2 separate regions of the Mus musculus genome follow, and region 2 is linked to region 1. The links are chromatin loops, found by intact Hi-C in ENCODE. Cell type or tissue: heart. All regions are shown on one strand. Links, peaks and the distances in the headings refer to the core of each region. The heading gives the core; the rest is flanking DNA. Region 1 overlaps Fyn (Fyn proto-oncogene). Region 2 overlaps Fyn (Fyn proto-oncogene).

Region 1 (15,689 bases), core at 3,117-11,116:
ACCAAGAAAGTCCAGGAGATGGAGGTAAGGGAGCTGTGGCCTCAGCAGGCAAGCTGGGGGGGGGGGGGGAGTGGGGGCGGGGCGGAGGGAACCCTGCAGCAGCACAGATTTTCTTCTACAGAGTGCAAGAATGTGCTTCCCTCTGCTGCGGTGAAGGATCAAGTGAGGCTCCCTGGGGGCCGTCTGAGCCTGCCTAGGGACAGCTCCTTTCCTCCTTTCCTCTCACAGTTCTGCATGGCAATGAAGGCAAAGGTAAAGAACGTGCAAGGATTTTTATTATGAAAATTAATATACAAATACAGCTTTCAAGATTTAAACTACTGCCTTCTACTGGGGGGAACTTCTGGAAAACACAGGAGGAAAATCCTATCTGGGGCAGAAGAGCAACAGAACCCCGGACTCCATCTGTCTGTCTGACTGTGGGGGTGGGCGGGCAGAGGACAGCTCTACCTAGTGACTCTGTCCCGTATCTCCTCCTCCTCCCTCACAGCCTCCAGTTTCTAACCGGTGACGGTGACGGTGACGGTGACGGCACTGGGGTTACCTGAGTAATGCTGTACCAGTTGCTGAAGTGTTTCAAACTGGGCCCGCGTTGTGATATAGTATCCACCATTGTCAAGCTTGCGGATTTTATAATGTTTGACGTGGTCCCCTTTCATATCATCCCAATCACGGATGGAAAGTGAGTAGGCACCTGGTAAACGTGCAAGCATTAGCCACACCAATCATCGGAGCCCCAGTCTGCTCTGCAGGCCTCATTTATGTGACTATTCTGATTAATAATTATTACAAACCATATGCGCACGCGCACACACACACACACACACACACACACATACGAAAGAGACAGATATATCTCCACTCTGTAACAGGACAAAGACAACTTTTGCTATCCTGCCAGTGTTCAGAGATGTTAGCAATACAGTTGACTTTGCTCTTGGAACTAAAAACTTCTGGTTTTTCTCAAAGTTTCCTTTCAGTTTCTTGTGTTGTCTAATATTGCACAGACCAAATCCCACTGGGATAGATGAAGAGCAGACTCCAGGTGAGCTTGCCTCCTGCTTTCATTTCCTGTGGCCTAGCTGAGAGGCAGGGATAGTGAGGGGCTGGGAGACAGGGATGGCATATGTGTGTGTGTGTGTGTGGTGGGGCTGTGGGTGTGTGTGTGTGTGTGTGTGAGGCAGGGATGGTGGGGGCAGAGGTGGTTGGTGGAGAGGCAGGGGTAGGGACAGAGGTGGTTGGTGGAGAGGCAGGGGTGGGGACAGAGGTGGTTGATGGGAGGCAGGGGTGCGGGAGGAACAGAGGGTGGGAACAAAAGAAATGGAAGTCTATCCCCTAGCAGGAAGCTCCAAAGCTCTGCTTGGCAATCTGCACAGGGACAGGTCACCAGTGTGTGGCAGCATGGTTCTCTGCCCCTCTGCCTGCTGAAGTGAGTTATTAAACAGAGGGAAGAGGAAGGAGTCCTCCACTAACAAAACAGAGTGGAAGGAAAGAAAAACAAATTTAAACTGGGTGGTGGTAGGGCAGGCAGACCTTTGATTTTAGCACTTGGGAGGCAGAGGCAGGTGGATCTCTGAGTTCAAGGCCAGCCTGGTCTACAGTGTGAGTTCTAAGACAGTTAGGGCTACACAGAGAAACACTGTCTTGAAAATACACACACACACACACACACACACACACACACCCCAAATCAAAAAGGTAAGAAAAACCAAGTTCCCGCCCTTCACTCGAACAGGAGAACAGGACGGAGTCTGAGCTGAGGCGGAAGCCTGGCCTCTGTTTCTGGAGGCGCCTCCCTCTGAGCCCGATCATCTCTGGGAGCTAAATGCAGTTCCAGCGTCTTCAGGGGAGCTGGAGAGCAGCAGGAGGCTCAGGCTAGAAGGCCCCGGACCAGGCAAGAGCCACGCCTTCCGATCCCAAAGACCTTCAGATCTGAACAGCACATCAGTTTTGCCCTCTCCTTAGCTTACCTTTGGTGGTTTCGCTCTCGCGGATAAGAAAGGTACCTCTTGGGTTTCCAAAGGACAGGAGCTGTCTCTCAGCATCTTTGCGGCCAAGTTTTCCAAAGTACCACCTTCAAGGGAGACACAGGCAAGAAAATAAATACACTTGTGACTGAGCAATGTAGCTAGCTTTTCCTCCACAAATTCCTTCGCCTCTAATGTTGCTTCCACTGCCCCAAACTAGTTTTTTCTAGCTTCATTCAGTCCTTTTTCAATCTTTCCTGATTCTATCCACTCTGCATCTCTTCCATTCTTAAAAAAAAAAAAATCTTGAATCATGGATTGTGTTCCTTCCCTCCAGGACGACAGGGATGTGTGTGTGAAATGCCACCTGCACGCACAGAGAGAAACCCACCACCTTGTTTGAAATGCCAACTGCAGGGGACGATTCCATAGCTCAGCTGTACGACCCTTGATTTCTGAGCATAATTACAACTCCTGGGAAATACCAAGACTCAGCTCTAGTATAAGGATCATCAATCAAGCATGATTTTTTTTTTAAAGGAGCCCACTCAGGATGGATAAAGAAGGAAGACAGATAACACTTCTACTTAGTCTCTACCTACAGGAATTCTGAAGACGGGAACTCAGCTCTACCCCTGATCTGAGATGGCTGCTGTTCTTGGAAGCCTGGTTTGATTTTCTCTCCCTGTCCAGCATTCGTGAGGAGCGTTTACCAAGTACCTGGCCTGTGCCCTGCAGTTGCGCTTCTCTGACACAGCTGCAGGGATTGCTTACTGCACATCTGAGAGAAAGCTGTGCACGGTTAATGGGCATGTCCATAAAAATGAGTCGGTGGTGCAGACATTTTAACATTCCCTTGCAACAGCACTGACAGCACACTTGTGCCGTGGCAGGAAGCCTCACAGGCCTCCTCAGGACCGGAATGCGTCTTTTGTCTCTCCACTTGAGCTGCTGAGTCCTAACCAACGCCCGGCAATCCGTTCACATTTCAGCACTGGATTGTATATGAGAGGATAAGTATGCCAAGAGCCCAAGGGAGAGTTCTGGAACATTCCACCAGAATCTGTGAGTAGGAGCAGCTTTCAGGACCAAACCATCACAGTATTCATCTATGAAAGCAAATGGTTTTAAAAATGAAGCTTCAATTCACCATGCCTGAATGTAGCTAGGAAGTTCACCATCAGATCCTTCTGTGAGTCAAAGAATTTCACCGAAGGAGCGTCACCTTCAGTGACTTGAGAAGTACCCAAACTCTCCACAATCCCAGCGTAGCAATAGCTGCTGTAAAGGATACGACACCAGCTATGTGAGAAATGTCTTTTTTTGGTTTGTATCAGTAACTCAATTAAAATGCTGTGTAAAACTGGTGAGAGGAAGGCCTGCAGAACAAGAGGTTACACTTAACCACACGCTGCTTGTGCAAAATACCGATTAATTGCACGTGTAAAAACCACAGGCTGTATTTTAAAAAGCTAACTTATACTCTAAAAAGCCCAAAATATTAAAAAAAAACCTTATCATTATAAATATGACTTAAATATGCACCCCCAAGTGGATTCTCAGTTAAATCAAAGGAATGTTACTTTGTAGTTAAGTTTTAAATTCCGAAAAGACACAGGAGATATTTACCAATCTGTCCTAAAAATTCAATACAAATACACATATTTCCTATTTTCTGATAATGAAACACACTAGTAACGAAGGGGGTAAAACAGCTCAAAACACAGTGCTGGAGAAGCAGAAACAGATCGAAGTGTAGGAGTACAAAAGACTTAAAGAAGAATGATGGACGCATGAGGATTAGGCTAGGGTGAAGGTCTACTCCTCTGTGCTGTGCCTCCGCAAATCCACAGCAGGCTGCAGGCCGTGAGCAACCGACAGTGACTCCTTTCTCTTTCTGGTGAGGTCTGTCCCTGTAGGTGGGGTAGAGGCCATCCATGTTCCTGAGCTTGGGACATCAACCTCCCTCCCCATTTCCTAAGAGTTCCTACAGGTTTCTCTGGAAAGAGAATGAACAATGACCAGTCAGCCATCCTTTGAGAGCCCCAGACTCCTACCACTTTCCAAAACTGCCTCCCTCCAGTGGGAGGGTGGGGCCAAATAACTGCTGGTCAAGGTCGACCAGCCACAACACCAACCGAGACCTCAGTCCAAGGAAAATATCCCTCGAAGCCCACAACTGCAGTAGTTTCCAAGTTGCTCTTCTGCCTGGGGAACAAAAAGCTATGTCTTTTCAGAAGGCTCAGTATTTCTGATTATCAAGCAGAGGACTCCTGTGTGTGTGTGTGGGCTTAATCTCTCATAATTATCTGCCTCCCAAGTGCTCAGGGAGCAGACTGCAGGCGCACGGTGGGCTCTCAGTAACACACACTGCAGCTGTGGTTTCCCCACATTGGTTTTTCATCTGGAGCAAGTTACTGGGTTTTCATCTAGGGTACTCACATAGAGCTTCTCAATCAGAAAACGGACGGGCTCAAAGGAAACCACGAAGTGAATAACAGTGTACTGCGCAGACTCGACAGCACAGCAGGACTGTAGCCTCTCAACCCTTAACCACTGGGAAAGGTCTTCTCGCTCCTGTGCTGTGTCACTGGCATTTTATGTGACAATTAAAAGCAGATATTTAGACAGACAACAACAACAACAACAACATACTCTTCTGCCTGGATGGAGTCAACTGGAGCCACGTAATTGCTGGGAATGTAACCAGTTTCCCCGGTTGTCAAGGAGCGGGCTTCCCACCAGTCTCCTTCCCTGCAAAGGAAAAGAAGGGACATGAATTGAACGCACCATCCAGCTGGGAATTCTGCAGGCCGACCCTATGCCTTTTCTGTAGCCTTGTGCCCCCTTCTGCAAACTTTCAACACGGGCCCTAAGAAATCCAAAGCACCACGCGCTGAAGTCAGAGTGCTTTTCTTACGTGCACGAGGCTCTAGGTTCAATACCCGGCCCCACATAAGCTAAGGGTGGAAATCCCAGTAGGAGGTTGAGGAGTTCAAGGGCATCATCAGGAGATCCTGAAACGGAAACTTTCCCACTTAGGGCTCGGGGAGGAGCATCTTTCTGGGTAGGAGGCAATCTTGAATGAGGGGTGTGTGTGTGTGTGTGTGTGTGTGTGTGTGTGTGGAGTACACACACCAGCCTCAGTTTACTTTGGAGAAGCAGTAGGAGGCCCAGTGAGGGTTGGATGTATGCTTAGTGGACCTATCAAGCTTGCTCTTGACGAAGTAGGAAGAAGACATGACCTTCTGCAGGTAGTATAAGAACACCACATAACAGGATTTCCTCAGACACTCTCAACAGGATGTTACTCTATTAAACATTCATAGCTCCCCCCACCCCCACCCCCAGATTCAGATGGAGGCCAGGCAGTTGTGTAGCTGGAGGGCAGAAGAGATCTCTGAGCCACTGCAGCAAAATTCTCAGAGTGTGAATCAGGAAGGGCACTTCCGACTCTCAGTTTACAGTCACTATATATAGAACTATTATCCATACGCTTGGATTCATGAAGGTTTATGGCATGTGAGCTTCCTCCCATTAACAGTGGGTGGGCCAATGATCATGTGCGTGGAGTTTAGCTGTGACTTGCACCAAATGAAAGCCTCTCTATCTATGAGGGCCAGGGAAACAGGCCTGCCGGTCACCATATTAGGCGCCTCAGCCTCTGACCATTACAGACACATCACCTCCTTTTCTTCTTTTTTTAGTCTGTGAAGGTAACAAGAGAAACCTCAGGCCTTTCTTTTCTTTTTCTTTTTTTTAAAATTGTCTTTGGCTGGGCTCTGTTGATGCTCAGTCAGGGAAGAAAACGTACTGATTTTGGGCTGGGAAGACCTTCCCCAGGTCAACATTAGGTAGACACCCTGGCCTCCTGTTAAGCCAGAGTCCTCCCTCCTTCAGGTTCCCTACAGAAAAAACTTCTGAGCAGGGGTACCAAGGACCAGTGACATCTGGTGGGGCTTTAGAAAGTCACAGAATAAAAGAATAAAATGGGAACTCATCCAAGTGGGTGTGGCTATGAGATAAATAACAGTAGAAAACACACACATACACACACACACACCCAAAGTGCTAATATAAGTTTTAAAAAATTATATTAAAAAATTATGTGTAGGCATGTGTGCCTCTCTATGCAGTAATGTGCAGAGGAGTGGAGGTGCCCTTGGATACCAGAGACCTCTATCCTGCTGGAGCTACAGATGGTTATGAGCTTATTGATGTGGGTGCTGGCAGCACACTCTTAACTCCTGAGCTATCTCTCTAATTTTGAGGGATTATAAAACCTATTTCTTGGTTAGGGGTGTTAGAGCACACATTTAGTCCAAGCACTTGGAAATAGAGCCAGGTGAATCTCAATGAGTTCAAAGCCAGCCTGGTCTACAAAGTGGGATCCAGGACAGTCAGGGCTACATAGTGAGACAACAAACAAACAAAGAAACTCCTAGCATCTTTCCTTTTTAACCTTATTAAACTAACAGATCAACCATGAGAGTGATACTGTAGTTCTCTTACCCAGAAAACTGTTTAATTATAATCACATTGTGTCCATATTCTTATTTGAAATATTTATACACATCAAAGAATTTACATAGACAAAACTCCCCCAAGGAGAGCCATGTCCTTTGTCAAGTGAACATCTCTCTTAGCTACCATTCGTGCATGTGTGCATGTGTGCCTCTGCCTTGTACATCTCATGACGTAGATGCTTTGTGGCCGCGTGCCTGCCTAGTGCACACAAGGCCAGGAGCCCATCCCCACCCCCAAGGAGAAAACCAAGTTAACATTTTAAGTCAGCACTGTTCCCATTTCTAGCCCCACAGAAATATATGTAGTTGTAAGTCTAGCATCTAAATGCATATTGGAAGTTATACTGACCACCATGTGTTTAAGAAAAAGGCTTTACCTTCATTTTAATAGTGAGTGTTTACTGCTCTGAAATTCCACTAGATGGAGACATTTCATCATTGAAAAACATAAAGATCACCCACTGGCTCTTCACAGCAACCAACCTTCACTGCTCCCAGCCTGGGAACCGCTCCAGACAGTGAAGAAGAATGAAGAGCTGGCAGCCCAGGCTTGTCTCCTAACGCATGCTAACCTTCATCAAGTTACTTCTAGTTAAATCAAAGTGAAAAAGAGCGAGCACCAATTTCAGGTGATGTCAGGATGTTGGGGGATCTTGCTGCAATCGGGGACAAGCCCAGTCTTACTCAGGTGACTGAGTAATCATGAATTGACTCACTAATGAGGCAATTTCCAATTTAAGTTAGTATCAGCTGTCTTGTTTTGGTGTAGCCATCTAAATAAGTTTACACACATTAGAATGTAACAGTTGTTCAGAAGAAAGATAGCACCACTCTGGACTTAACGTTTCTGGGCCATTTTTCCCCCTCACAAGAGTGACACACAAATGACAAACAGTCACACATTATAAGGCAAATGTCACATCTTGTGGCATTTTTCTCACACTCTATTCTCACTGGTCCTAGACTCAAAATATCTACTACAAGCTGTTAGGTAAATAAACAAGCAAAAACTATTTAATTCACTGGCAGCACCCATTCACCTCCACAGTCCTGCACACAGTGTTGGTTTGGAGCGGGATCTCTAACAGGACCCTTACACTTATATTTTTGGTTGTGAGCCTAGCCTTTAACGGTTGAGCCGTCTCTCCAGCCCAGGACCCTTATTCTTGACTTGAGCTACTGTAGTTAATCAGCATTTGAAAATCTGTGCCTGTGTGTGTGTGTGTGTGTGTGTGTGTGTGTGTGTGTGTGTGTGTGTGTGTGTGTGTGTGTGTGATGCATGCTGTTCAGGTATTCTTGCCAGTGTGTTTGCATGTCTACAGAGGCCAGAGGACTACATGGGCATCTTTCTCAGTTATTCTCTTCTTTGTTTTTGAGAAAGGGACTCTCACTCTCACTGAACCTGCAGCTAGCTCATTTAGCGAGACTGGGTGAGCAGTGACTCCTCCTGTCTGTCTGCTTTCCCAGGAATGGGTTACAAGTAGTGCTGCCTGCCACACTCAGCTTTCTGCGGACTAGACAAGGTTCCTAGGACTGACTGCTGGGGTCTGGACTAGATTCCCAGGCCTGAGCTGCTGGGAACTGTAGTAGGTTCCCTGGCCTGAGCTGCTGAGCTGTCTCTCCAGCCTATAAAGCTGCAGTTCTTTAAACTGTTCTTACAGTTCAGCTTTTTAATTCACTCGTACCTGGTAAGATACTGTCTTATTGTCTGACCCAAACCCGTGATTTAATCCGACACTGGTTGAGAATGGCTTCTAAGTTTTTGTAACAGACTCTGTTCTTCCATCCCGTCTTTAATCCTCAAGTCCCTCACAGGGCTGCGGCTTCAGGTGCTGGAAGTCCAGATACTTTGGAGATCAGATGGAGGCAGGAAGTGGCTTTGCCAAGAGCAGCCAGCCTTGAGCTGTCTGGCCAGCCAGGGATACTGGATTCTTCCTGCATTCCACAGCTGTACTTCTTACTCAAAGATAAGACTCTTGAAACTACTTTTATCACATGTCTGGGTAATACAAACTTTTTTTTTCCCCAGCTGGGTGGTGGTGGCACATGCCTTTAATCTCAAGCACTGGGGAGGCAGAGACAGGAGGACCTCTGGGTTGGACACAAGCCTTGTCTACAGAGTGAGTTCCAGGTCAGCCAAGACTACACAGAGAAACCCTGTTTTGAACACCAAACCAAACCACCAAACTTATTAAAAAAAAAAAAAAAATCAAACCAATTTTTTTTTTTCCTGATTATGACAGAAACTAGCTTTCAGTAGGTCCTGGGTCAGGCCATGATTGCACCTATGTAAAACACCCACTGCATTTTAAGGACATGCTGTTTCAAGGTGGGTAAATCACCAGTTACAAAGTGTGAGAACGGGGGTGGGGAGAGAAGGTGAACTTACAGTGCTGTGAACGCAAGCCTTTTACTACTGAGAACTCCCAACGGGTCAGCGAGGACCCCTCCAACCCTGTGTGCACTGGGAGGAGCCTTCTGAGCACGTCCTGATGGGAGGGGTAGTCAGAAGGAACACATGGGGGGGCAGCTGCCCCGGGGAGGACAGAGCCCCATTCCTCTCCTGTCAGGGCTGGTGGTGGTGGAGGGAGGGAGGGAGGCCTTCACACCATCTGCTCTGTCTTTTGCTCTGTATTCCCTTCCCTGTTATTACCCTTGACTCCAGGATATCGTTTTGCTGTACAAACCTTACTTTTCTTTTCCATAACCGTGAAAAGGGGCACTTAAATACCATGTAGGACAAAGAATTTTATCCTTAAAGGAAAAGTCCCTTAGCAATGTTCTCTTCTAGGAGAACAGGGTCAGAGGACCAGAGAACTCTGCAACCGTTAAAAGCTATGCAGTCAAATAAAATGCACAGTGAGATAGGCTGCATCCCCTAAACATTCCTCTAAAATCCGCTTTATTGACTGTGTAGACTCCTCCATGTTGACTGTGTAGACTCCTCCATAACAAAGGACAATGACAGGGACTTGACTTTGCCAGTGACTAACTGGGCCATGGCTGCAACCTCAAAACAGGCCTATGTCGGGAGTGTGCACAGGTGCCCAGAATTGTATGTGCCTTTTTCTACCCCTCTACTTCTTACTTCCTAGGGCCTACAGAGTTTCAAACTTCTAGTGACCTTGTCAGTTAAAGGACATTGTACCCACTGGGGAGCTTTACACAAAACCCAGTCAATAGACTCTGACAAGCAGCGCTCATCTGAGACTCAAACTAACAATAAGCAATCATAAACGGGAAGAGATCAAAGGCAAACGCCCCTCTCTCCAACGCTGCAGCCACCTCCCTCCATTCCCACCGTCACTTAAGACACTCCAGCTGCCTTTGATGGCAGCATCTGGGCTTTTCCCAGGTCACACCTGACACCACACTCTGAATTCTCAGCCCCACATCTCACCCTGGGCTTTGCCACCTGCCAGGACGGTGCACTGGGCAGCTCCCTAACCCGTGCTCTCAGATGTCACGGCACATACTTCAGACAGCTGTTGTGAAGGATCAGCGACAGCAATGACATGGTCAGTGCATACGGCACTTTCAATAAATGGCAGCCATTTACTATTTTAAAAACCCCTGTGCCTGCAGGAGCTCTCTGGGGGTGGAGGGGGAGGTAATTCTGGCTGCACGGACATGCTTAGTATGTGAGAATACAGTAAATTCTGTCCTTGAAATTTGTGGTAAAATACATGTAACATCAATGTATCACTTTTTGTATTTTTAAATGTGAGGTTACGAAACAGTAAGTCAGCATATACACTGCTGCCCAACCAGCACCAGGCGTGGTTATACACACCTTTGCCATGCATTTCAATAAATTAAAACACCAAAACACAGCCACCTCTCTTCTGGTGTTGACAACTGCTCCTAATTTTAAGCCTCCTGCTTTATGCAGACAGTGCCTGCTGGCATTTAGAAGAGTTACTAGTGTGTCTGGAGGCATGGGGTCTTGCTGTTGAAAATGTTCTCCGTGCAGTGCTGAGAGCCAGGGGCACCCTGGAGAAGGGCAGGCCTCCCATGGAGACACTCTTGAGGTTACAGGGGGTTCTCCATTGCCACACCCTCCTCTTTCCAGTATGTGTTACCTCTTACCTCAACCCCTAGGTTCCTCTTTTTTTTTGGGGGGGGGGCAGAAGGGCCAAGCTTCAAGCCATTCAACTGCCTTGAAATTCAGCCAGAGAAATCGCAATCAGACTTCTTAGCAAGAGCAGCGCCCACCCCACCTCACCCCAGGTGCCTCGTCCCAGGTGGCAGTCTTTGCCCATGAGTGGGGAGCACTCATCAACACACTTGAGGTGCTGAGGCACGACAGTACCATCTCCTTGGGAGTGGATTTTCCTTCCGTTCTCTCATCTATGCATGCTGAGGGAGGTGATGCTCTGGCACTGACAGAAAGCAGAGGCACAACTGCTTTTCCTCCACAGGTGCTAACTGTGGGGCTTGAAAAGGGTGTTAACCTTTACCCTAAGTTTGCCTGCTCCCTGGTGACAGTTGTTCCTGGTGGTCACATTCTCAAGTCGGTGAAAGGCCTCTGCTTTCTTCTTAAGAGCACAGACACTCCCATATTTTCCCTCAGGAAACCACCTCAACAGGCTTCACAGTTGTGAAGATGGGGGGATCTGGTTGCTGGCCTGAAGGGCGAGGCCTCTGACAATGCCCACACCTGAATAATGGAGAGCAGCTCAGAGCAGAGAGCACGTGGCTGGCACCCAAGCCGTGCGCCAGTCATCTGAGAATGCGGCTTTTCCCGGGGATGGGCACGGCTGCTTTATGTTCTTTACTGAGATGCAAACGCACGGACCCTGGGGTTAGAGAGATGCTAGAGAGATGCTCAGTGGTTAAGAGTGCTCGCTCACAAGTCTGCATCCCAGCAGCGTGTCTCTCACAAGCCTGTAACTGCAGTGCTGGCCGAGGGGGGTGTGGGGCGGGGGAGGGGGGGAGGCCACTGCTAAGCTTGCTGGCTGCCAGCCGAGCTGAAACCTAGGTGCTCCAGGATCAAGGAGAGACGCTGCCTCAAAGTGACGGAGGTGGACACCCGATTGCTTCCTCTGACCTTGCAACACACACACACACACACACAGAAGCTTGCTCTCTCGCGTGCACACTTAAGAAGTAGGCTCTAAAAGGACTCTGGTGCCCTCTTTAGCACTTAGTACCATGTAGTATTGCACTTTGTCCTCAGTTCGCTCAGGCTCGAATGCCATGAGCTAGTGAGTGCAGAAGGCATTCTTTCCTTACTTTCAGATAGCACATGCATTTGCTGTGAGAACCTTTCCCCCAAACCAAAGAGCATGTGTGCTCCACCCCAAACTTACGAGCTGTTCAATATTTGAAATTTTTCTCCTTTGTGAAAACTCAGGTCATCTTCCGTCCGTGCTTCATAGTCATAAAGCGCCACAAACAGTGTCACTCCTGCCAAAAAAAAGAGCGGAGACTATTACACAGGGAATTGATACTAAGAAATCACATTTTTGTTAAAGTCTCATCCTTAAAAATCTACACTTAGCATTAATAAACATATTGAGGCATTGTAATTAATATGGTCATAGTCACATGGCTGGCTTTATAATGTGGTCTGTATAGAGGAGGCTTTATGACAAAACCCTAGAGCTGACGGACGTTGACTCTGGATGAGCACTGAGTAAGAGACAAGGCTCTGACTGACATCAATCTGTGGCAAGTACTGGCCTACTTTATCCCCCACGTGTTTCCCTGAAGGTTGAGCTAAGGTCTGGGTAAATGGATCACTCTTCCATCCCTAGCACAAGGTAGCAGTGAATGGAAGAGACTTGTTCTGTGGCTCGGGGACATCGAGTCGTCTCTGCAATGCTCACCCCAGGTGGGAGATGCAGTGCCCTTGGCCCCCACCCGCAGCTGTGGTCATGGTTGTCAGTTCCGGGGTCTTGCTGTTGCTACTTCCTGCCCCCTTGGTTCTTCCTCTGCCTTGCATTTACTTCTCTCACTCTGGCTACTCCCTCATCCTCACGTCCATCTTAGGTTCTCTCACCTGCCGACTCCCATGGACTGTCCCACATCCCAGAAGTTCCAACAGCAAAAATCAGCCCAGCATTCCACTCAGTCTAGGGCTTGCCCCATGCAGTAGACAGAGCACAGTGACTCCTGCCTGGTTCTCATGCCCTTGTTCAGCACACTCTTCCTTAGGAACATAACAACTTGATTTACTTAACACAGTGTACAAAGGGGACAGATGTCCCCAGTGTGACACATGTTTCAGAAGAAGGTGACTTCTCTACTTCCACACTACCTTAAGGAGGGTGTCACGCCAGCATGATGACAGACTGGCTAACCCTGGCCAGGGACCTGATTCTGCCACTCATGCCTACAGCCTCTAACCGGGCTCTCCCTTCCAGATTCAGACCCACAGAACGCAGGTAATAGATATAGATCATAAATGTATGTGCTGTTTAAGCTGTTAATTTTGTGGTTGTTACACAGGATGTGATACCTAATGGGAGCTTTGAATTTCTCTGTAATTTGGCTTCTTGTTTTAATTTCGGCACATTTCCCAGTGTGATGGCTTATCACCACCTGGCTTCCCCTCTCCCAAGGCCACACTGCTGTGGGGATCATCCTTTCCAGGGAGGACCTGCCTTTCATCTGTCTCAGGTGCATGTCCTGACCGGGGAGCTGGGCTCCTTCAGTCTTCCTTTCTTAAGGTTTCTCTGAGATTAGGGGAGTCTGGCTTAGAACACACTGTGGGAGCCTCTACGGCCATGCCTACTCTGATTCCGTACTTCATTCACAGATGTCTCTTCTTTTATAAGAGCAGATCCAAGCCATCTTCACTCGTGGAAAACAGCCCTTCCTGCACTCTTTCTCCATCACTGGGGGGTTTTATGCCCTGGGGATGGAGGAGGAAGCAATGAAGACTGCTCACGACCTTAGGGGTCTGACAGCAAGGCATCCAGAAAGCCCAGGACACACAATGCAACCACTCCCCCTCCCCAAAGATGGAACGCCCGCCCATATCCCAGGCTCTGCCTCTTGAAAATATATCTTTAAACATATGTGCTTTTGCCTATGTGCACCATATGTGGGCCAGAGCCTGTAGGGGCCAGAAGAGGACACTGGCTTCCTCTGAACTGGAGTTGCCAGTGGTTATTAGCCATTGATGGAGGTTCTGGGAAGAGAACCTGGGTCATCTGTCAGAGCAGTAAGGGCTCTTAACCCCTAAGCCAGGGCACCTCTCCAGCCCCAGGGTACTGCGGTGTACACTTCAAATAATATAAGGAGTCAGATGGCCTCTTCCATTAAGTCTATCCAAGGAGCCCATGCTGGTGACCTTAATGAATGAGACATGTTCACTTGGGATTCACATCCAGCCTTCATGAATGAATGAACAGGGTTGATGCTTCTGTTTGCTTAATTAAGAGTCAGCAAACATAAAAATCTCAACAAACACCTCTCACAGTGGAGGTGCATGTGTGTTGAGTATTCATTTGGCTTTCCTTCTTCTTCTGTATTTTCTAAGGACAGAGGGCCCTAGACTGTTTGTCTGTTTCCTTTCCAGGCACCTGAGGTGGGGGGCAGGTACAGGCCATGGAGGTTTGGTTAGGGCCTCATACAAGGCTGGATTTGAGGGTAAGCTGGTGTCATTACAGCACAGGGGTGAGCATAGGGTTTGTTCTACAGGGTAGACATCGACAGTGCAGTGCTGGAAGAGACACGTGTCCAAAGGCCGGTCAGGACCCTCTTCCAACTCCACTGCATAAGCTGTCCACAGAGAAAGAGCCCTAGCCTCGGCAGCGTCAGCTCTCCGGGTAAAAAGCCATGATAGGTTGTCAGAGCAGACACGAGGCATCTGCCCCCAGATGAGCCAAGAGACGCTACATTCTTTTAAACTTTTGTAATAAACAATTTTGGAACAAATAATGCAAAATATCTGGTTACCATGGTTCACACTCTGGGACAGTATTTGGAAGACTACAAATACACGAGGCAGCTTACAAAGACTGTAGGGAATGTGTGTGAGGATGTATGGCAGATACGTTATAGAGCACTAGCTAAGTCAGCAAATAGATGTGCGGGTGAAACCCAGCCCTGTGGTGGGAAACAGAAGGAGCCCTGGGGGAGGAAGGGACGAGAGAGAATATGAAATGGTTTTGGCACACAGAGCTCAGCTTGAAACTCACACAGCCGGTGTGATATTTCATGGCTGTACTCCCAACGCTCACTAAGGCAGAGGGATTATTAACAGTCTGAGGACAGCCTGGGCTACAAAATGGCAGCCTGTCTCAAAAGTCACACAAAGCAAAACAACCCACACAGAGAATGTAACAATAGAATATAGAGATGAATGAAAACTCGAGGGCTGTCCAGGCTGGAATACTGACAAGCAGACGGAAATGAGGAACATGCTGACAACCACCCACACTGGCCAGGCAGGCCGAAGAGTGGGAAGAGGGACAGAAACTACCCCGTAAGTCAGGAAGGGTACATCACACTGGAGTGCTTGGGTACCCCCAGAGCTGGCCCTATTCAGGGTAGGCAGGACTGGGAGCCCTTGGCTGACAGGCCACAGTGGACACTGCAGTGCAGTTAGCAGCACTAACTGGTGCTGAATTCTCAGAGCAGTGACAAGAGGTCTCCTGCTCCTGAGAAGCCAGGCATTTGGTTCTTGGATAGTCAACTTGGGCCTAAAGTTGACCAAAACTTCTCTGTTAAAATGAGTCAACTGAAGCATGTATATGTATATGTATGTGTGTGTGTGTGTGTGTGTGTGTGTGTGTGTGTCTGTGTGTGTATTTGCCAAGATAATTAGGAGCATAACCAAAGGGCTGGTCAGATGCTCAGAGGGTAACCCACTCTTGATGATCCCTGGAACCACGTGAGATGAGGGAGCCAGTTCCAGTTGTTCTCCGATTACCACACACCTGTGGCATGCTTGCACCCACCCCATCCACACACAGCAATGACTGTGAAAGAGCACAGCTGTGCCCTCACCCATCCTGATTGACAATGGCTTACCTGTCCCTCCTCTCGTGCGTAGGGTCCCAGTGTGAGAGGAGGAGTTCACACCCCCAAAGACGGTGAGTCCCTGGCCCCCAGCTGCGTGGAAGTTGTTGTAGTTCGGGATGGAGGTCACGCCGAAGCTGGGGTAGTGCTGAGGGGTGGGGTCTGTGCCATAGCGGTACCCAGAGCTCTGGTTCAGGCTGCCGTCCCTCTCCTCTGTCAGTTT
Region 2 (15,689 bases), core at 4,855-12,854, 73 kb after region 1:
AAACATATCGTGCACCTCGCTCTGTCCCTTCTCACTGACATGAATGAAAATAGTATCAGAACTTAACCAAAAGCTGGAAGGATGTGACCTCACTCGACTGTAACCGTGGCAGGAAGGTAGGCTGAGCTAGCAGTGCTTGTCTGACAGTGGCTTCCTTGGGTTCTAGAAGGAGGCCCAAGTAACAGCCGCTCTCCCTTACCTCCTCCCATGCCCCATCTCCGGGCTCATTATGGAGAAAATGACAGAGAAGCTGCTGTGGTAGCTAGTCACTGGGAAGTGACATGTCCCATTTCTCAAGTCTTCCTGCTGAAAACATGCACCTTCTGAGTGGCTTATCTTCAGAGGCAAATGTCCCCAACAAGGAGTCTGTCGGAAAACATGGCTGCTGTGGAGCACCTACTGTGCACCAGCATGACTCGGCTCACTAAAGGCCTCCGTTTACAGAAGAGCTCGAGACTCTGAGGGTTATTGTAAAGCAACAATGAGTACAGAGATTTAACCTAGGTCCCCTGACTACAGCCTGCCCTCCACACCACCAGCTGTCAGGACAGTTCTCTGCCTCCCAAGCTTCTGCTCCAGCCTGGGGCAGCTTCCAGGAAGAGTTGCTGCTTACTTTTTTTTTTTTTTTTTTCACTTCCCATTCTTCAAGCAGGTAGCTTCTCTCTCTGTCAACATGCAGGCCGTTTGGACTCCTGGCTTTGGAAACACTATCCCTCTCGCCTGTGCATTTGTTGCTCCTGTTACACAGCTGGCTTAGAGCATGAACTAAATTGACAATGGTGACCTGGGCCCTTATTTTGAGCTTCCCCAGATCTAGACTTTTATAAAATCCCATATCACTTAATAACGTTAGTTTTAACAAGAAAAATGGCATATTGTCAGAAAACACCAATTTAGTGACACATTTACTTAAAAACGTTCATTTGAGGTTTAGAGCAGGTTTGAAAGATACCTGGGCAGTGCAGGGCACCTCTCGGTGGCACCATTTTACACTAAATGTGTTAGAAATAAATGGAACAACACTTACCCAAATTTCCACCAACTATCACAAACTTTATATACACCACATGTCTTCGAAACCAGCGGTCGGACTGACTCTGAAAAAACAATGCAGATAGACTCCTTATTTACAATCTGTTTCAATGTGCCCAGGGCTTGCTCTCTTTGTTCCTCTTCACCTACCGATCGATCGATTGGGGCACCCATCCATGCAGCAAACTCCCCACCACCTGTTCCTTTGCTTTGTTTGCCCAGAAAAATGAAACCAATTTATGAATTATCTTAGCGTACACTAATAAGAAAAAAATACAAACCTGTGAGCAGTTGAATCAGTGAGAAACTATGCTTACAAATCCGAGAATCTCCAATCCTTTAAAGCGACCGAAAGCAAGAGAACAATGGACAATACCTAAGATTAAACTCCTCACCTTTCCCCCTGGGCTAATTCCTCTCCTCTTTATCATAGCTCTTCCTTCTGCCTAGTTCTGGGAGGTCGAAGGCTACTTTTCTCTCTCCTCTTCAGTAAATCTTATTTTCTTGTCTGTAACATAGGACCTGTGTTAGGCACTTTCCAGGGTCATCATTACTGTATTAACTCAGTCACACACGGGACACGGGGAGGCTGAGAACAGCAGCAGCTACTAGGAGCTGAGCACACATAAGCTTTGCCCATCTCGCTCCTCACTGCCCCATCTAACATGGCTTCTCACCTCTCCTGCACACCAGGCCCCAGACCTACTGCTGAGCTGTACCCAGGCTGGGATTTCTCTCCTGACATTCTATCTGGTCTGCGTCATGCCTTGCTTACAGAAAACCCATGCCCGGCCTTCACTGCCTCCCTCCCACCCCCTCCACTCACTCTCCTGGCTCTGCAAAGCATTTTCCCCGAACACCTTTTTCAGGGACTCTTCTTGTTACCCACACGTTTCCGCATGAGATAATGTCAGCCTGGGCTCATGCCTGTCCAGGCTTTATTTCTGCATGTTCTCAAGCAGGTGGGGCCTTGACAAGTGCCTTCCCAGGCTCTTCCCATCCCATCCATAACAGTAGAAGGCCCCAGGTATTTTCTTAGGCAGGAGCTCTTTGCCCTTCTGGACTATCTAGGCCAGTCTATAGCGTTTCTCAGAATTCTAAATGAAATTTTTGTTGGTGTTACTGTTAGTTCAATTTTTTTTTTCTTTTTTTAAGACAGGGTTTCTCTGTGTAGCCCTGGCTGTCCTGGAACTCAGAAGTCCGCCTGCCTCTGCCTCCCAAGTGCTGGAATTAAAGGTGTGCACCAATTTTTTAAAGAATAATATCTTTAAGTACTTCAAATTAACATGTGAAATTCACAGTTTAAAAGGAGGAAACTGCATCCATATTCAGTTATCAAAATATTTAACAGCTACATAGTGAGACTGTGTCTCAAATAAATAAATAGATAGATAAATTTGAGATTGATTTCCTTCGATAGTTCAATGATTTTCTGCAAAAATCTAAAGTAAATGCCATTTTTAGGAATCCTTAAATGAAGTCGTATTTTAGGATGTCCTTAATTGTAACATAACATAAAAACATTTATGAATCTACTCATATTCTATTCTATACAGAGCTAAATCTATTACATAATAAAGGAAATGCCCCAGTAAAGGAAAATGGAGAGTAGATTCCTGCCTGCTAGACTGGGGCCCTGACCCGTTAACTCCAGCCATGGCCCCAGTCCTTGCAGCCAAGAGTACCAGATTCAGGCCTCTCCTCACTCTCGTTATCTCATCATCTTCCATTGTTTCATTGATCTTCCTAGTTTGGGAGAGTCACATTATTTCTACCTCTTTATTCCTGGTTTACTAATACCCTCCCCTATCACCGGCACAGTAAGGGAAGCAGTCATCAATACTATCTGAATCAATCAGTGATTAAGTACACTGATTGTACAAGCTTGGCTAATATTAATATTAGCTCATCTCTTTGGCAGCATATGAGGTCCTAAAAGTGTAGATGGACATCTCAACATTCTATATTTAGATTATAAATGACCGAAGTTAGGCAACAAAATGTTCTCTTCTTTTTAGAGAGTGGATCTTCATGTGTGCTGATGACTGACAGGGCTCTGGGAACAGGCCAGCTGTTCAAGTATTTACTGACAAGTAACACCCTGGATGCCTACATGGGCATACGTGATAAGTATGGCCCCTGCGTCTCTAGAGCATCAAGTCCAGCAACCTCCCTTAGCTGGTCCAGAGCAGCCAGGAATCTCTCCATCTCCCAGGGTCGTGCATAGTATAGAATGGTGAACCATGTTGGCCAGGCCAGTTAGCAGCACTTGGAAACTAGACCAAGATCCAACTTCCTGTCAATCAAGCAGACCTGACCCTGTGGTGCTGCGGCAGGTCGACTGAAGAACTAGCCCCAGGAGTGATGTCTCTGCATATGAAACCAGAGGTGACAACTTCAGGTAGGTCAACTTAGTATCTGGCTACATCTTTTATTCCAAGCTCTGCGGCATCTATGATGAATCAGGGTCATGGTAGACAGGGTTTGTCCATATCCTTTTTATCCAAGCAGCTTTGTCAAGGGGTGACCGGGTATCTTTTGCCAAAAGCAAACAAAAAACAGGATAGCTATCCCTTTTCAAAGTGAAGAAAGCCTAATGATTTCCTCCAATGAGCATCAGTAACCAGGGCACAGTGACCAACTGTTTGGGCAGAAATTTACCACTGGCAGCATTTTCCACATCTAACATCATGTCAAGTGACTCTCAGGCCATGTGGCAGTGTGTTCTTCCTCTCCAGTAACTCCCAAGGCTGAGCTATTTATCTACTGTAGGAACGAGCGCTGGACCTAGCACATAACTCTTTTATACTACAGCACATTTATCGCCATCTCATTAGGATTTGGATATATGCTTTTAGTTACCAGTAGAAACAACTAACGCATAACAAAGAGTGGTTTGTCTTCTGCATCTTTGTGCAGTCGTGAAGGAGTAATGCTGATTTTGTGGGCACTCCCACACAACAGTGCATAGCCCCCTTTGTACTCTCTGTTTCTAGGGAACACCAAGGCTGTGCATGACATCTGAACACACTATGAACAGGGATGGTTCTCATCAATGCAGGGTTATGCTCAATTTCTTCTTCCTAAGGGAGCCCTCGCATACACTTCCCCAGCCACCGTGCCTTAAGAGCAGGGCAACAGTCCCTGAAGGGGAGCCATCAGGATGGTTTAGGGCTTTGCAGGACACTAGCCCACTGACAGGACCTTTCACAGGAGTTGTCAAACCAAGCTTTCCCAGGTGACTGCTGTGAATACTCTGTGTATACTCAGGGTGGAGACCCCCAGACTCTTGCCAGTGACCGAGTCAACAATAAACTTACAGGTCAACATAAGCCAACGAGACAGAAGAGTTTACTTACTGGGAGCTTCCTGCTCTTCTGGGAGGATCTCTTTTGTCCGGTGTGTGTGTGTGTGTGTGTGTGTGTGTGTGTGTTTGTGTGTGTGTGTGTGTGTGTGTGTGTGTGTGTGTGTGTGTGTGAGTGATATGCCTGGGACGTTCACAGCTCTGCTGCTGTAGCCTGGGGATGCATGCTGCTGGTCCTGGAGCTAGGGAGAGCACAGGGAAGCAAGCTCAGTGTAGATGAGCCCAGCACCTCTGAGTTCCCATGCACTCCTCACTGCTTAGGTCTCCGTGAGTGGAGGAGCTCTCAATCCTGAGTAAGGTTATAAATGAGAGAGAGTGGCAAGGCCCTGGTCACGCCCCTTTCTGAGGAGTCCAACTCTGCAGAGCTTCATTCTGTTCAGGGAACTGACCCAGCAGTGCCCTGGTTACGGTGACCGTCTCGTGTCTGCATTTCCAGAAGCTTCCAACTCAGCTGGACTCAATCTGCTAGCGGATATGCTGAGCACTTCCCAAATTATCTTAACCAGAGTGGCCACTGGTTGCCTTCCTGAGAAGTCACATGGATGTCATTTCCTGTAAAGACAATAGGAGACTAACTGCTCAGCCCCAGCCTCCAATAGGGAAGGTATGTAATTACTGAAGGGTAAATAAGGAAGAGCTTGGGGCTTCTGGATCTGCTCCAATTACTTGTGGGATCCGGTAGGTGGGTGGGTGGGTGGGTGGGTGGGTGGGTGGGTGGGTGGGCTCCCTGGTCTGGAAAAGATCTGAGGGCTGTATCCTCTGCAGGCATTTATACCCTTTCACATGTTGCTGGGTCTCAGTAAAGACCCAGATTTCTGAGGAAAGCAAGCAGACTGGCCATTACACAGAGCCACATGTGGCTTCAGTGTCATTTTGATTCCCATGTAGGAGTTGTGTATAGTTGTGGAGGTCGGGAGTGTCCCACAGACAACTCTGGTGTTTCCTTGCTTGTCAGCCCCATTGGGGAGAGGCCTATGCTGGGATTTACCTGATTCTGTGTCTGTTGTGGTGGCCTGCTGAGAACGAGTCTTCTGTCAGGCAGTGAGACGCTGCTATCTGCCTCCCTCACAGCTTCTGCCGCAGCTGCCCACCTCTCAGACCCTTTCTGCTTTCCCTTCCCTGCCCGCTTCCCTACTTCCAATTTCCCCAGTCCCAGCAGCATCCTGTGCCATCAATTCAAGCTGCCCTGCTGCCATTCTGGCTTGCGCCTCATCCGCTACCTTCAGCTGGAAGGCAGGACCTCTCCTTGGTCACTGCTGTGTCCCAGTGCTTGTGCAGATCCTGGCATGGGACTAAGAGAGTGTCTCACGGGAGCTCCTGCTACTTCCTGTCTCTGGCTTCTCTCCCGCCTTACTGTATATATGAATATTTAGGGCACAGGCTGCTTAGGTCCCAACTACAACCTGTCATCTGGGAAGGATTTATAGCCTAGACCCATACTTCAAAAGTGAGAAATGTTTTACTGTGGCTAAGAAGCTTGTGAGAGGCCTTCTAAGCAGAGGGCAGCAGAGATGGGCATTTTAGCCAGGCTGCTAACCCAGCGCTTTGGCTGCTATGTCAACACTCGTGCACACACGCACAACAGTCTCTCCAGGGAGCCTACTATGCAGTGAGCACTCAAAAATATTTGTTGACTGGCTGAATAAATGACTGGGTCTCAATGAACGTTGCAAGGGGTTGATCAGTTTGTCATATAGTGGAATGCTCTCCAAAAATACCGACAAGGAATGGGGGTTACGAAGCTGCCAGCCAGAAACCAGACTCTGTCCCACACGGTCACTGAGTCACGTCCATCCCGGACTGTTGAATCAATGACACTATTAGAAAGTCCATGACTACCAGGTATGATGACACACACCTGTAATCTCAAAACCTGGGAGGCTAAGGCAGGAGGATTACAAGATGATGCCAGCTTGGGCTACACATTGCTAGACCCTGTCTCAAGATAAAACAAAATCAGTGAATAAAAAACAAAACAAAACAAAACAAAAAACCAACCCAAGTACCTATTATTTATAAGGTTGAACACAAGCAAAGAATAAGGTCTGAGAGAGGTGGTGAGCCCTTCCCTGCCTTCTCCACTCCCCTGTGGCTACTGCTGTCATGTGTAGAGCTGGCATCTTTTGAGCACAGTAACAAGAGATTTAAAACTCAGCCCCAACTCCACCTCCTCAGCACAATATTCTCTGAAGACCTATAGCCAAATGGTCCAAAGATGAGAGCTCTGAGTGGTCCACTGACACACTGAACAAGCACCATACAAACAAAGCTTCACCCACCGCCAGAGCCAGGACGGTTTGCTAGTGAACCATACCCACTCTGAGTGACTGCAGACTTCCCTCCTCCTTTTGGGTGGAGTCGGGGGCTGACTAACAGGGTACTCTGGGAAGGCCTCACTGACCTATGGGCTAGCCCCGCCTGCCAATTCTGCTTTCCCTCCAGAAAGCTATATGGCCTCAAGCAAGGCTGTGGTTTTATGATTTGCTGGAGTAGAAGCAAACAGCAAAGGGAGGAGGGGGAGGAAGGGGAGGAAGGGGAGGAAGGGGAAGAGGAAGATGAAGATGAGGAAGACAGAGTGGAGAACAGCATAGGAGGTACTAGGCCAGCAGGAAGGAAGTACTGACCAAACACAGACTAAGGGAATGTCAAAGTCAAACTTCAAAAGCTGGCTGCTCCTTTTATTTTGAGCACTAGGAAGACACTGCAGAGGCTCACTTGTGTGCAAGGAAAGCACGGGCAGGGCAGAGGTTCACTGTGTGCAAGGCATCCCAGAACCAGCCAAGAGTTCATTCTTGGCTCCTAAGAGGCTAAGTGTAGATTCCTGAGATTGTGGCTCTGAAATTAGATTGGGGGCTCATGGGCACTGAGGCATGGACTGTAGGCAAATGGGTAGCTGAGCCTAGGGGGTGCAATTGCCACCACCAAAGCAACGTCCCAGCAATACCATTACCAACATAAGTTCATATCTTTATTATTACTACAATGAAACCTATAAATCAAGGGTACCCCACTCATTTGGGATTGTCACTAGAACAGTGAGTTGACTGTCTAGTGTGGGGTTGACTCTGAGCCTCTAACTCATTAAGATGAACTCATTAGGATTAGTGCCATAATCCTATCTTTCTGCCCAGTTGTGAAATCACCTCAGGCAGCAGATAGAGTGAGAAAACAAAGCAAATACTGTTTTTTATAGCAAACATGAATTGTTTCTGAGTTGCCCATTTATGTAAGGCTGTTTCTAGGACCTGCAATCTAGTCTGGATTAGAAACACTGCATTGCTGTGATGCCCACCTCCCACCCCGGCTCCCAGTCTAACCCGAGGGCTCCAGGCAAGGCTGGGGAAATGCACTTCTGTGTAATTTTACTTCTAGCCCAGAAGGCAGGTTAACAGTGAATCACACAAACCTGAGATGTAGGCCTTGACTGCATCAAGCTTGAGAATGGACAAGATTGCTAAAGAGTGTCTTAGCATTTAAAAATTAGTTTTTAGTACCAGAACCCAGAGTGTTTCTCACATACCCAGTGTACACACACACACACACACACTAACACACACACACACACACCTTTATATAGAGTCGCATGGTCAAATTTACTCATACACACTCATAAATACACACAAACATGCACACTCACATACATGCGCACACAACACACACACATTCAGCTTAACATGTACACACATACTTGTATGTATAGGCACTCATAAATGCACACCCATGCTCACACGTACACTTCTAAGGCTTATACTAACTTGTCATTATGAGGCAGAAGTGCAGCAGGCCAGGTTTCTTTAGATCCCATCTGCCAGGCCCAGCGTGCTAAGGGCACTGACAATTAGGGCTCTGCTTCCTCCTTGAGCCAGTACCCAAGTCTTAGCCTTGAATCTCAGAGCCCAGGTTAAGGTTCTTAGTTACAGCACTGATGAGCCAACATCTTGTCAAATTTATCCAGAACCTGTTTTTACCACCCCTGAGGACACAGTGTTTTAAACCAACACACCTCCCATAAAACAGGATTTCTCTGGTGTTCATTTTATTTGCCCAGCTCTGGTCTGGAGTCAGGGAGACTGATTTAAGTGCAGTTAAGCTTAGTAAACTTGGAGAAAATCCTTAATGACTGAATACAAAGAAGAAAATGCCCTTCTCTCCCTTGTGCTGTTAACAAACCTCCATCAAAAGACAGCCCATTCCCAGCACCAGGAGATGGCTCTGTGGCTCAGGAGCTCGCTGCTCAACCCCGGACTGAAGGACTGTGGTACATGGACTTGTAGACATCAATTCTCTCACAAATTCAATCTTTAATTTTAAATAAAAAGATAACTAGTGCCCCCCCCCGAAAGTAATCAGTAAATAGAAATTATCAGGAAATGTAAAGGACAAAAAGCAAGAAAAAGTCTGAAAAAGCAAACAAGGCTTTATCAGATATGGATATTCTCTATAAAAACCATGGTACAGGAGAGCCAGACCAATAGAACACAACAGTCCAAGACAGACAGACACCGAGTCAATGTAGGCATGACTGAATGTCAGCACATAGTTCCGAGTTCACCGAAGGAATTAAGTTGAATTGTACCTTCCCAAAAGATATGCTGAAGTCCTGACCTACAAGGACTTCACAAAGTGGCCTTAATTGGAAATTACATCTACACCTCCCTTGTAGATATAGAGACGAAGTTACGTAGAGTAACAGTGAGAGCTGGAGCCAGCGGGATTTATTTATTTATTTATTTTACCTAAAACAAGAAGAGACACAAGGAGACCCCAGAGAAGATGATCACGTGCTAAGGAAGAAAGACAAGGACCAGAGCAATGCAGCTGGAAACCAAGAACTGCCTGTCCCCAGCAGCCAGCAGAGGACTCTCCCTGCCAAGCCTGAGCGCTGGCTCTGGCCTCCAGAGGACATGTCTGAGAGGATCCATTTCTGTTGCTCAGGCCATAGGTCTGGTTGTCCCTGTTACAACAGTCCCAGGAAGGGAGTACACATAACATCAGTATCTTGAAGAAGACTGTATGAAAATTAGTTCTAGGGGCTAGAGAGATGGCTCAGCAGTTAAGAGCCCTGACTGCTCTAAAGAGGTCCTGAGTTCAATTCCCAGCAACCACATGGTGGCTTACAACTATCTGTAATAGGATCTGATGCCCTCTCCTGGTGTGTGTGAAGACAGTGACAGTGTACTCATATACCTAAAATAAATAATTAAGTCTCTAAAAGAAAAAGAAAATTAGTTCTAGATGAATGGCAGAATTAAGAAAAAAAATCAAAAAAAGGGGTTTCAGAAAACAACACCTTCACATTTTTCAACAGGCAAAGTTTTAAACCAGAACACACAAAAAACATACTGGGCAAAAAGGAAAATATCATAATTTGAATTATAGTGAAATTAAGAATCCCTTTATGAAATGACATCATCAGAATCAGAAGACGAGGAAGAGGTAGTAATAGTGCAGCTATCTGACAGCTAAGTCTACACATCGCTGAAGAAAACCCAAGGAAACGGGCAAAGAGTTGAGAAGGAAAACATGGGAAACAGCCAACACACTTCAAATATTTTAGTTTAACCATAAAAGGAAAGCAAATTAAGATCACGACAGCAACAGGCCCTGCTCAGACCGGCTGATGTAACCAGGACAGGCACAAGGAAAGGCCGGTGAGGAAATAGTGTTTGTTCACAGGCAGTCTTCTTGTTCACTGCAGGTGCGCATGCTCAGAGAGTGAACAGACACATCTCAGGACTTTGACCCCCAGGAGTACATACGTCCTGCAGAATACTGCATTTGCTTGCCCACTGAGGGCACTAGCAATAGTTTCACACTGGGGACAACGTAAAAGTCCTTCTGTGGTACAGCTGAATGAGTTCTGACATACAACGTGGGTCATACGGCCGCGGGAATGGATGATCTCCAGCTTTAACAAGGGCATGGGTAGCCGGGCGTGGTGGCGCACGCCTTTAATCCCAGCACTTGGGAGGCAGAGGCAGGCGGATTTCTGAGTTCGAGGCCAGCCTGGTCTACAAAGTGAGTTCCAGGACAGCCAGGGCTACACAGAGAAACCCTGTCTCGAAAAACAAAAAAAAAAAAAAAAAACAAAACAAAAAAACAAACAAAAAAAAAAAACACCAAGGACTTGTGCTATTCATGGAAGTGTTCTGATAGATAAAGCCCAACCTTTATTATTTAAGAACACCATTCCTAACTGCACTTGGTGGGCGTTCTCTGCTGAAGACCACAGGGGCCTAGGAGTTTCCAGTATTTGAGTTCATTCCTTTTCCACCTGGCTGCTGCTAACAGGTGAGCTCTCCTGAAAAATTCCTCCTCAATGTGCTTAATGACTTTTGCATTTTTTATGCAAGAATGCTAAACTTCCATTAAAAAAAAAAAAAACTAGTACTCCTGGCATTATCCCAAGGAAATCAGAAACAAAAACAGAACTTTCCTAAGTGCTGAAAGCTAAGCAACACTGCAAATTAATTTAAACAAGATAAGATAATTCAAAGATTTATAGTGCTAAAAGCTTCAAAGTGGCATTTCATTAAATTAGGGGTTTTATTCACTTAAGATGATTATCAAGGTGCAGACATTTCATACTGCATGTTCAGATGGTGCACAGCAGACAGTTTCAGTACAGTAACACAGCTATTTTAATTTTATCTTAATTGATAATTTTAAGTAAAATTTGGCTATTCAAGGCAAACTTCATGCACATCAAAAATATTTTCTGGAACCTTGGATTTACAGCCTACACTATCCTAGAAGGACAAATCTTGAAAGAGGGCATTTTTGGCCTAAGTTACACAGAAAACACTCAAGATGTCCTTCCAGCATCACTGTATGAGACCAGCCCATTCCTTTCTCATAGCAGCGTGTGTATAGGTGACTATTTCCAAGGCGTGGTCTCTGGTACTGAAATGGCTCTTAGAACTCCACCCAGGCCTCTGAATTTCCAGGTGCTTCGAGTGTTCACACAGGCACATGTTCACATCCTGAGAGTTAGCAGCAAGCAGTTACTGGCTGACCTCAGAGCAGCCAGCTTCAGAGGGAGGGAGTTGTGGACGTAGGTTTTGGGAATAACCTGTTCTTAGTCTTCTGGTCAGAATTAGCTGTTTTCATCACACACACACACACACACACACACACACACACACACACACACACATTCAATACAACAGTCTCAAGGAGCCCTGGTGTGTAGAACGCTAGCCAGATTGACCTTTTCGGGCAGTTTATTTCTAGGACCCTCTGGAAGAGAGGCTCATTTTATAATTAGGACAGCACCCTAAGAATGAAGGCCACCTGCACAGGCCGTGAGAGACACACACACGATGGCTCTATCCCACAGCCTCACATACTATGCTTTGAGAGGTATGTACAGACTGGGGGTCGTGGGGTTCCTGAGGAAGAAACCTCACTCAGCTAACCTTCATCTTGAGAGAAAGGCCAGGGAGCCTGGTCCCATGGTTGCTCACTCTACTCTCCACATCCACACTGTGGAGAGCTGTGAACCTTTAGTCACTGTTTCTCTAAACATGAGCTCTCCAAAGAGGAATACTTCTCACAGTCAAGTCCTGTTGCTCTTGCCCAAGCTTTCTGATGCTAACCCTACCCACAATTCCACCAACTGGCAGAGGATGATACTGCAGGTCCTTTAACCCTCTAGTCCCTCACTGGAATTCTCTAAAATGACATATGCTTCTCAAATAATTCCTCATCATGAATTCTGAAAGTGGAGATATATGACAGAAATCAAATATGCTAATCAGTTCAGAATTTATACAGATAGAAGAAACTACCCAGGTCAGTTCTATTAAGAGCTGAAAGTTCTGTCACAGGGCCAGCAAGTCATAGCTACAGCTGTGGAAAGATCTGACCTGGTTGTGTATGGTCTGTGGAATTAAGAAAGGGCGTTGACATTGTTTAATGGTTGGAATTTCAAATAATGAAAATGTATGGGCACACTGCCACTCCATTTGCTTGATTTGTCTGGGGCTGTGTCAAATAACAACAGAATTGTCTGAGTGGAGTCCATATGGCCCACAGAGATGGAAATATTTATAGTATGGCCTTTACAGAAAACCTGTGCAAGCCCTGAGCTAAAGTAATTGCTGGGTTTGCAGAAGGCTATCCCACCCTATTAAGGTCCCCTGCAACAAGTCAAAAGCAAATCCTAGAGCAGGTGTGATTCCCCCATCCAGGTATAAGGCACATCCCTGGAGAGCCGCCATCCAACCTACTGGACACAGGTCAGGAAATTCAAGTCATGTCTACCATTTCTTTAATTAAATAAAAGATAAACATTCAAGGACATTGTCACAGACTGAACTGTGCCCCAACCCTGTATTTATATTACCCCCCCCTTCCCCGTGGTGTATTCCACAGGACCATGGATGTTTGACGATGGGATCTTTAAAGAGGAAATGAAGTTAAAATGAGGTCACCAGAAGAGGAACCCTGCTGGGAAGGTGATGTCCTGACAAAGGTCAAAGACAGACATCTGCAGCCAAAGAGAGAAGCTTACAGAAGCAAACCCTTCCAGCTCCCAGAAGTGTGAGGAAGTAAATTTCTCTTGCTGATGCTACCCAGTCTGCTGTACTGGTAAGTAACTCTAAAAAGCAAGAGTACACAGAACCACTCTGAGAAAAATGGTTATCAGTCACACATGTATTTGACAGACACATCACAGAAAACTATTACCAAGTTCTGTGTGCCACCAAAAAAGTTAAAACTACAGAACAGCTTGCTGGAGGAAGAGATGTACATACACCCGCACATACATACATACATGCACACATTCATGAAAACAAAGCCACCACCAAAGGGATGCTATCACTGGGCCTACCTGGAGGCCATAATGAACATCTGAGGCACTTTGAAACGTGGCCTCCCAGCAATCCTACCTGACAAGTCACAGTTCATGGCCTCGGTTGAAAATGACACTGAAGGACAGGGAGAATAAGCCAGCTGTATCTGCTTCAAAGCTCACACAACTTCTCATCATGACTTAATTTCCATGTCACTGAGTCACAGGTCATAGCTCAAGTTTCAGGAGAGGTTGTTGTTGCTAAGAATATTTACTGAGTATTTATTATCTGCCAGGTTCTGTGCTGGGGGTCGCCCTACCCTATACAGTGCATGGGTTCTAGCTCTGATTTGCAGGTGAATGGTGGAATCAGGAAGAAATTAATTAAGTTGCTCAAGATTATACTACAAAGCTGCCAAGAGCTGCAGACCCTCATCTATCTGGCAACTGCCCTAAGCTCTTGACCACTAATTATCAACTCTCCTTCAAATTGTCTGCATGATTCCTAATGTAAGGACATAATTGCCTGTCTAGGTGTCTCTACTGATGGGGACAGAGGAGGGAGGAAGGGGAGGGGAGAGGAGGAAGGGAGGAGGAGGTAGGGAAGGAGGAAAGGAAGAGAGGAAAGGAGGGAGAACAGAGGGGGAGAGGGAAGGAAGAAGGGGAGGAAATACGCTGCAGACTCATACATCCAGCATACTACAAGTGGCTACTCTGTGTCAGATCTTGGTCACAGGGCTAGGGACACAAAAGCAAACAAAGCAGAAATCTTGGCATCATGGGCCATCACAGATCACACGGGTAAGAAAAACTCCTTAGAAACAGGATTTTACCATGTAAGTAATAATCACACAGGAAAATTCATGTGTGTTGAGGATATGGGCCAATGAAATTGCATTAGTTATATAAATTAGAAGAAGGTAAGAACTTTCTGGTAAATTAATTTCTGTGGCACCAAGAATCCATCCTAGGACCTACCTGTGTCAGGTAAATGTCTCTCACAGAATACTTCCTCACTGTAGTTTTACTTTATGAAGAATTAAATGTTTTTCTTTTAAGTTTTTATTTAGAATCTTTTTTAAAAAGGTTTATTTATTATGTACACAAAGTTCTGCCTGCATGTATGCCTGCAGGCCAAAAGAGGGCACCAAATCTCATTATAGATGGTATGAGCCACCAGGTGGATGCTGGGAATTGAACTCAGGACCTCTGGAAGAGTAGCCAGTGCTCTTAACCTCTGAGCCACCTCTCCAGCCCCATTTAGAATCTTTTTATGTATCAAAAGTTTATATTTTTACTTAATTCAAGCCTATTCTTGCAACAATAAATAACCAGAGAGACAAATACTTTGGTGCCAGAGCCTTTACAACAATGCTACTTACAACGTTAACTATGAGAATATTTAACTACATAGTAAGAGTGTAGTGAACGGCTGTTTACATAACTGAAAAGATCATAGTTCTTTAACCACATTACAAAATTATAATGTTAAGTGGAAGAAGCAAGATGAAAGCATGCACACAGAAATAACTACACTGGAACACTGTTACCTTGATATTGTAACACTCTTACCTTGATACTGGTGTGACTAAGAAACAGCTTCTTTACCTTCTTTATAGCTCACCACCCTGCCTACACTGAAAACTTTAAAATCAAGAACATTTTAAAATGTTACTATATAAGCTTACATCAACGAGAAGCTCTGCCTCCATCTTTTAACACCCGAAACTTGCTGAGGAACTTGGTCATCAAATAGAGGCCTCTGCAACACCACCCTAGGTGTCAAATACTAAAACTGTTATTTACATTTTTAAAAATTAATTTACACATTGTATGTGTAGTCTATCTGTTTGGTGGTATGTGTGTGCCGTGGTGTGTTTGTGTATAGATCAGAAGACAACTTGTGGGTTGGAAGACAACTGTGGAAGTCAGTTCTTGAGTTTGCCATGTGGGCTCTGGGGATCAAACTCAGGTTGCCAGAAGTGGCTCAAGTGCCTTTGCCTGCTGAGCCAGCTCTAACAAAGAGGTTTCCAAATAGATTCAACAATGACCAAGGACATCAACAGGATGAGACGAATAATCATAATCCATTTAACACACACAGAGTGGCAGACCTGCTCAGGCACTAGTGAGGCAGGTACCAGAGATCAAACTAGGTCTCTGGGAACAAATGAGCCACAGGGCTGACACTGGCCCTCTGCACCTGACCTCAGCAGGACGCAGCAGAAGGCAGAGCTCGGCAGCAATCCTCATGAGGCTCTGACCCAGCCTGGCCGTGTGGCTCCAGAAAGGCTGGCTTCGTGTCTGTGGTTCCAGCTGCCTCATTTGTAAAACCAGGATAATTCTGACCCAGTTGGAAGTGCTGTGGTGAGCAGTAAGCACAGAGTTCCGTGGGCTTGTTTTCACCTCTGCGGGGCTTGACGGATTCTGCATGCACACAGATAGGCAACGCTGTCTCCTGCCCTGGAAATTTTAGGTTTACTCTTTAAGAAATGA

Evidence for each region. Peaks named below come from ENCODE experiments on the same cell type or tissue, not always from the same donor. Only the 100,000 strongest peaks of a DNase experiment are listed, where the experiment ranks them.
Region 2: a loop joins it to region 1, with 2.2 times the contacts of the local background. A loop is called at or near these places in 2 of 42 quality-filtered maps.

Annotation. Positions count from the first base shown.
Region 1 is chr10:39,511,786-39,527,474 of GRCm38, reverse strand. It overlaps Fyn (Fyn proto-oncogene), which reads right to left. Exons shown (of 14, transcript NM_001122893.1): 4 at 15,479-15,689; 5 at 11,806-11,902; 6 at 4,623-4,721; 7 at 1,971-2,074; 8 at 545-694. Among named protein-coding and RNA genes, the nearest start is that of Gm40627, 71 kb to the left of the region's middle. In heart, for the core only: a CTCF peak has its summit at 6,910 (motif pointing right); a DNase peak (open chromatin) is centred at 6,994; H3K27ac peaks cover 1,482 bases.
Region 2 is chr10:39,440,474-39,456,162 of GRCm38, reverse strand. Fyn (Fyn proto-oncogene) reads right to left here. Exons shown (of 14, transcript NM_001122893.1): 3 at 1,028-1,097. Among named protein-coding and RNA genes, the nearest start is that of Fyn, 79 kb to the right of the region's middle. In heart, for the core only: CTCF peaks have their summits at 9,252 and 12,031; DNase peaks (open chromatin) are centred at 4,862, 5,573, 6,712 and 9,274; H3K27ac peaks cover 1,437 bases.